Regions from separate parts of the Mus musculus genome. Here region 1 is linked to region 2. A link is a loop called in an ENCODE intact Hi-C map of the cell type or tissue named here. Cell type or tissue: heart. All regions are shown on one strand. Links, peaks and the distances in the headings refer to the core of each region. The heading gives the core; the rest is flanking DNA.

What was found. A loop is a pair of places that touch in the nucleus more often than their neighbours do. Peaks named below come from ENCODE experiments on the same cell type or tissue, not always from the same donor. Only the 100,000 strongest peaks of a DNase experiment are listed, where the experiment ranks them.
Region 1: a loop joins it to region 2, with 3 times the contacts of the local background. A loop is called at or near these places in 5 of 42 quality-filtered maps.

The regions. Positions count from the first base shown.
Region 1 is chr1:126,491,558-126,494,461 of GRCm38, reverse strand. All of the region lies in intron 3 of Nckap5 (NCK-associated protein 5), which reads left to right. Among named protein-coding and RNA genes, the nearest start is that of Nckap5, 340 kb to the left of the region's middle. In heart, for the core only: a CTCF peak has its summit at 1,663; a DNase peak (open chromatin) is centred at 1,771; H3K4me3 peaks cover 1,010 bases; H3K27ac peaks cover 749 bases; H3K27me3 peaks cover 151 bases.
Region 2 is chr1:126,736,594-126,739,497 of GRCm38, reverse strand. The region is part of intron 1 of Nckap5 (NCK-associated protein 5); the gene reads left to right. Among named protein-coding and RNA genes, the nearest start is that of Nckap5, 93 kb to the left of the region's middle. In heart, for the core only: no CTCF peak of the experiment used is centred there; a DNase peak (open chromatin) is centred at 1,327; H3K4me3 peaks cover 1,238 bases; H3K27ac peaks cover 568 bases.

The sequences.
Region 1 (2,904 bases), core at 214-2,713, 250 kb after region 2:
ATTTAGGTATATTTACTTTTTCTTAGCCGTTTTTTACCTTTATGAATAAATGGCTTAATTTTTTCTTTCTTTTCAACTTTTCTGCTGGTGACTTCTCTATCAAGTTACTTCTTCAACAAATGTGGTCATTCCAGGTAATTGAATGTTTCCCAGAATTTGAAATAAATATACAAAATGAGGTATAATCCCTCTGTTTATATTCTTTCATGCTTCACGGCTTTTTCATTTGTCTCTGGGAATACTATTATTTTTTTATTAGACTTAAAAGAAAAAAATAACTCTTGAGGTAATCCACATGTCTATCATCCAGCACGAATTTATGCACTTATGCTAACGTATTCTATAGAAATAAATCAAAGGACATTATTGGAAAGAATACCTCATTTCTCCCAAAGAAGAAACTATTAGGTTTGTGAAATCCTCATCTTAGAAGTCGTTATTTGCTAATAAAACAACATTTCCTGGAAAGGATCGTTTTCATGAGAAAATGGGAATTTATGAGAATTCTTTTAAGAAAAAAAAATGAGTCTCAACTGAGTCCAACATTTTCTTGCCACAAGTGGATTTCTCTTTCGTTCCAGAAATGCCAGCAGAAGGCAAAAGGTGGGTGTCTTTGCCAGTTTCACCCAGCCCTTCCTCGGGTGCACTCATTGTTTCCAAATGGACTTGGGGACAACTTCTGACTCCAGACACACACGGGGCTGTCAGTTCCAGCTCTTTTTTTTTTTTTTTTTTAATTTTTATTAGATATTTTCTTTATTTACATTTCCTGGTTTCCTCTCCGAAAACCCCGTATCCCCTCCCCCTTCCCCCTGCAGTTTCAGCTCTTCCTTGCCTGTTAACAAATCTTTGGATAGCTATGGCAGCCTCTGGGTCAGCTCCATCATAAGGTTAAGGAACCTGTTTGTTTAGCTCATTAGCAAAATTTGTTCCACTCAGGCAGGGTTAGGGGTAGGGGCATGGAGGGAGCTAGGGGCCTGTTGGATCACTCTCTCTCCCTCCCTCTCTCTTCTTTCTTTCTTCCTTCCTTCCTTCCTTCCTTCCTTCCTTCCTTCCTTCCTTCCTCTTCCTTCCTTCCTTCCTTCCTTCCTTCCTTTCTTTCTTTCTTTCTTTCTTTCTTTCTTTCTTTCTTTCTTTCTTTCTTTCTTTCTTTCTTTCTTTCTTTCTTTCTTTCTTTCTTTCTTTCTTTCTTTTACTGGAAACTGGGAAGTGAAAGCAAGGTTTCTCCTGGAATCCACTTTTCCTTTCCATTCCTTGCTTTGGGGCAGACAGTCAAAGCTTCAAGCCTCCTCTCTGGGTATTCAGAGTCTCCATCTCCCCTCTCCACTGCATCCCTTCTTTACCCCTCCCAAGGAGGGTCCCCAACTCCAACTCCAGGCAGAGATTGGCGGAACCATTGGGTTGAAACTGATTGTGATAGTAGCAGATGGGCTGGATTTGACAGGGTGGATTCTGAGCAGCTTCTGAGTGGGGGGCGGGGCAGGGAGGGAGAGGGTGGGGGTGGGAACCCAAGGGCCAGAGCGGACCCATAGGAGTGCGCGCCTGCTGCTGCTGCCGCGCCTGCCTTACCACCGGCTTGGGGGCATCTTTTTAGCTCGAGATTCCCAGGGAAGTGGCACTGCTGTCCCCAGGCGGAGCGGGGGAGAAAGGTCCTGTGGCCCAGATTGCACTGGGACACCGGGAGGCAGGCGCGAGCTGGGGACAGGAGGCGTGCGACACAACAAAAGCCTAGGTGCCCGGGCTGCGGAGCACGCGCGCGCGCCGACAGGCTTGACATGGCAAGTTTGTCAACTGTGGGCTCCGAGGCCAGCTCCTTGCTGCCCCCCAAGTGACGGCATTGCAGGGTCTGCCCTCCAAGGCGGGCAGCCCCCACTACGACCTGGGCCCTCTGCAAAATGCTCTCCCGCAGGCCAGGTAAGAGGACGCCAGCTCCCTGCACCCTCCCAGGCTTGTCCCCAGAGCTATTTCCTATTTTTCATCCCCTGGGTAACCCTCTTGTGCCTGCTGATCTGGTTGCTTTTAAGCGTTTCATTCTTTTTGGTCCACCTCTGCCCCCTGTCGCTGATGACACTGTTGCCCTCCTTGAATTCCTTATAGAATCCCAAAGCCACAGGGGTGTGGTAGAATGTCTGGGAGGTGGCACTGGGTTGAATCCTTTTTGCTCAGAAACTCAGCGCCAGGACAATCGAGGCAGAAAATACAGGGATTTAGCATTCACTATATTCCGAAGCTGCTCAAGCCAAGCATCACGCACACCCCTTTCCACCTGTGGGACCTCGCTTTGTGCTGGAAGCGCTCATGGAAACACACACACACGTGCTCAATGTTCTTGTGCACACAGGCTCGCTTCCTATAGATGACTTTTTTTTTTTTTTTTTTTAATGGTAAGGGAAGAGGAGGATGTGGCTCTTAAGTAGCATGGTCTCCCAAAACATCCATGGTCTCACACTTCAGTGTTGCTTATTCTCCATTATAGTGATCAGATAGTAAAACATTTGAAGCTTGTGGGGAGCCCACTGATTCTGGCACTGGGCATCACTGTGCTCCTTCAGTCGATTATCTTTCTGGATTCGGCCCTCCTTCCTCCTAAGATAATGCATTGATGGTTTCCTCTCCTTGAAAGTCTGTGTCCTAGTATAGAACAGGACTTTAAGGTCAGCATCCTGGACCACCCCAAAAAACCTGGCCCCAGAATCCTGTGAGGGACTTCAGATGGAACTGTTTCCTGTCCTCTTGTTCATAAGCCCCCAGGTCCCAGACCTGGTATGTCAGACTTGGGGCCTTTTTCTCACTCCTTCACGTGCCCCCACCCCAGTGCAGGCTCCGCCCCAGCTGAATTGGAGTATGTGCCCTGTTGCTACCAGCAACTGTCTATGCCTCCTAAGCTTCTTAATTCTGATTGAT
Region 2 (2,904 bases), core at 127-2,626:
AAAACCCTAAAAATACAAGTCAGTGTATTAAAAGCATCCAATACATATAAATAGCAAGCCTCATTGCAACAGGCCAAGGGAGGGAGGGAGGGAGGCTGGGCACTCAGGCTTCATGGAAGGGACTCTATCTCTAGGTGGAGGCTGGGGGTGGCATAAAGCAACTACAAAAGTCCTAAGAACCAGCTGAGGGAAGAGGTAGACGGGAGGGGGAAACACAGGGCAGGGAAGCCTCACTTTTATTTTGATGGTTGAAAGGGAGTGGAATTTACAGGTTTGTTGTGACATGTGACCACTATTCAACTTCATTTTATTTCTATCTTACTGCATAAAGTTGTGTGTGTGTGTGTGTGTGTGTGTGTGTGAGTGTGCTTGCATGCAGGCACATGTGTGCATGCACTCACGTGCAGGAGTGAACATGTCACCACCCTCAGAGGACAATTTTGTAGAGTCAGAAGTCGCCAGGCTTGAGGGGCAAGTGCCCTTCCTCCCGTGCTGAGCTACCTTGCTGACCCACTTTACTTTTTGTTTTATTTGACCTTTAAACTTTATTTTCTTTATATTACTTTTAAATTTCATTTAAATGTTGAGCTTTAATTGTGTTATATTTAGCTTTTAAAACTGTATTTTATTTATGATAGTGAAAATACGCATTCACTTCCCATTACAAGATCGATAATCACAGAAACCCTTCCAGCATTCTGCCCAGGAAACAAAAACAAATTGCGTTTTTGGGGGTTTTGTTTTTGTTTTTGTTTTGTTTTTGCAAACGCATACAGAATTTTGCCTTCAGATTTCTGAGGGCCCTTCCTTTTAAAATTCCAAGTTGGGAAACTTTCGTCTCAGAGTTTATCATAGAAAGTTGCAAATCAAGACACTCTGCCTGAAACCAGGTACGGAGCTCAAGGTAAGAGTTGCAAAGAAACTCTAGATGTGGCTAATCCCCGCGTACTTGTGAATCAACCAGCGGCCGCAGAGGTGGAGCAGGTGGCCGCCTTGCCTAGTGCCTCAAACTGTCCCCAAGCGCCTGTTTCTGCAGCCTATTCAGTGTCATCCGCTGGAGAGAGGATCCTCTCACTTTTTCAGAGCAGAGAAAAGCCACGCTGGGCCAACTTGACTCCATGGGGGTCACTCCATGCACGCATCACTGGAATCCGTTCCCAGACGACAGATTCATTGCAGAAGAGATCCTTTTGCCTCCCCACCCCCTCCTTTCTTTTTGACAGTCAGTTAATAAAGACTCAACAGTAAGCAGCTCCCAGTGATGTCATCTGGGACTTTGTCCACAGCGCCTGTATTTACAAGCTCGCAGCAACCACAGAGCCGCAGCCCGCGGCTTCCAGGTCTCTGCAAACTCGCCCTGGATCCCAGGCTGGACCGCTGGCTCCGTGTGGCAGATCTTCAAGAAAACCCAGACTCCTTCTTCCAAGTGTGTTTTTGAATGCTTCGCAAGTAACCAGGATCGGCAGGAGCACAGCGCTGGAGAGAAACTGTGGGAGCTTTGCAGTTCCTGGCTCCGGGACCTTGTGATTTCCATTCACCAAAGGAAAGAACTCACTCCAAGTAAGACTCCTGGGATTTAACAAAAACAAACAAGCAAAACAAAACAAAACAAACAAAGCAAAGATCTTGTAACCCTTTCCCTCTGATGTTTCTCGCTTGCTTTCCGTTTAAAAGGAGATGCTGTTTATGTATTACTGCAGGCTCTCTTGAAGCCACAAGTATGCATTTGTTCAGAGTAATTATAGCCCTCTCAACTCAGGGTTTGGTGGGGAAGGAAGCTAGCTGCTAACAGGACTGGGAATTCAGAAGCCGGTACCCCTGCTCCTAAACTACCCCTGCTCCTAAACTAATCCTCCGCTTTTGCAGTGGGTGGGTAGTGGGCGGTTTGCTGTTTTCTGTTTTAAAACAAATGCCAGCAAAATAGTTAGGTCGACCTTGGAAGGTTGGAAGGAAATTCTAAGACTTTAAAAAACTGAATGTAAGTGTGTTCTTGGAGAGAGACACCTGCTTCCTCTAGGACTCTTTTTGTGGGTTATAGATTTTAATGTGAGCATGCTGGTTTTCAGTTCATCCCATGCAACTGTAACTTCCCCTTAGTAATAGTCTCCTCTCTCTCTCTCTCTCTCTCTCTCTCCTCTGGCAACTTTTCTTTCCTCTTCTTTTTTTTCCCTGCCTTCTTTTTTCTCCCTTTCTCTTCTGTTTCTCCTTGTTCCCCTTCCCCCCCACTTCATTCATTTTCCACCACCTCAGTACTGGAAACTACTCTGGAACTCATTTCTGGCTATCCTGGCCCCTTCCCCTAGTGTTCCATGGAGAAACGGTGGGTGCTCTGATGGACTCACTGAGTGAGCATGCCCAGTTCATGTCCCACTGTCAAAGTATAACTTGGACACCACTGTCCGTGGCAGTATCTTTGCCTCATCTTTCTTTCTCCTCAAAGCTCTTTAAACTTTTCAGACATTCTCTGGGGTTTCAGCAGAGAGAGTGTATAGGATGCTGCCAATCCAGGCAGGGTTTCCCTCCTAACTCAGCCTGCAAGGGGCACACAGCTCAGTAACCAATCTCGCCTGGAAGTTCTGCTTAGGTGTCCTGTGAACTTGCCTCGCAGGGGTTTCCTGCTCTGTACTTGCAGCTCAGACTCTTGCTCCTAGCAAATCTCAGCTGACTGATGCCCTCCACCCTCCGCCCCTGACAGCTCAGGACTGACTGGCAAGAAGTGGCTCTTGGCTTGTTAGCTCCTGCAGGAGAACCCCATGACTCATTCTGTGAGACTGACTTTCTCCTGAATTCAGGTGCTCTGTCAGCACCCCCAGGAGCCTGTGAAGTGACAGCCTTCATGTCTTTCCTCTGGGCAGTCAATAGGGAAAGGTCTTAGCAATCTTTGGCTGTTTTCTATGGAATCCT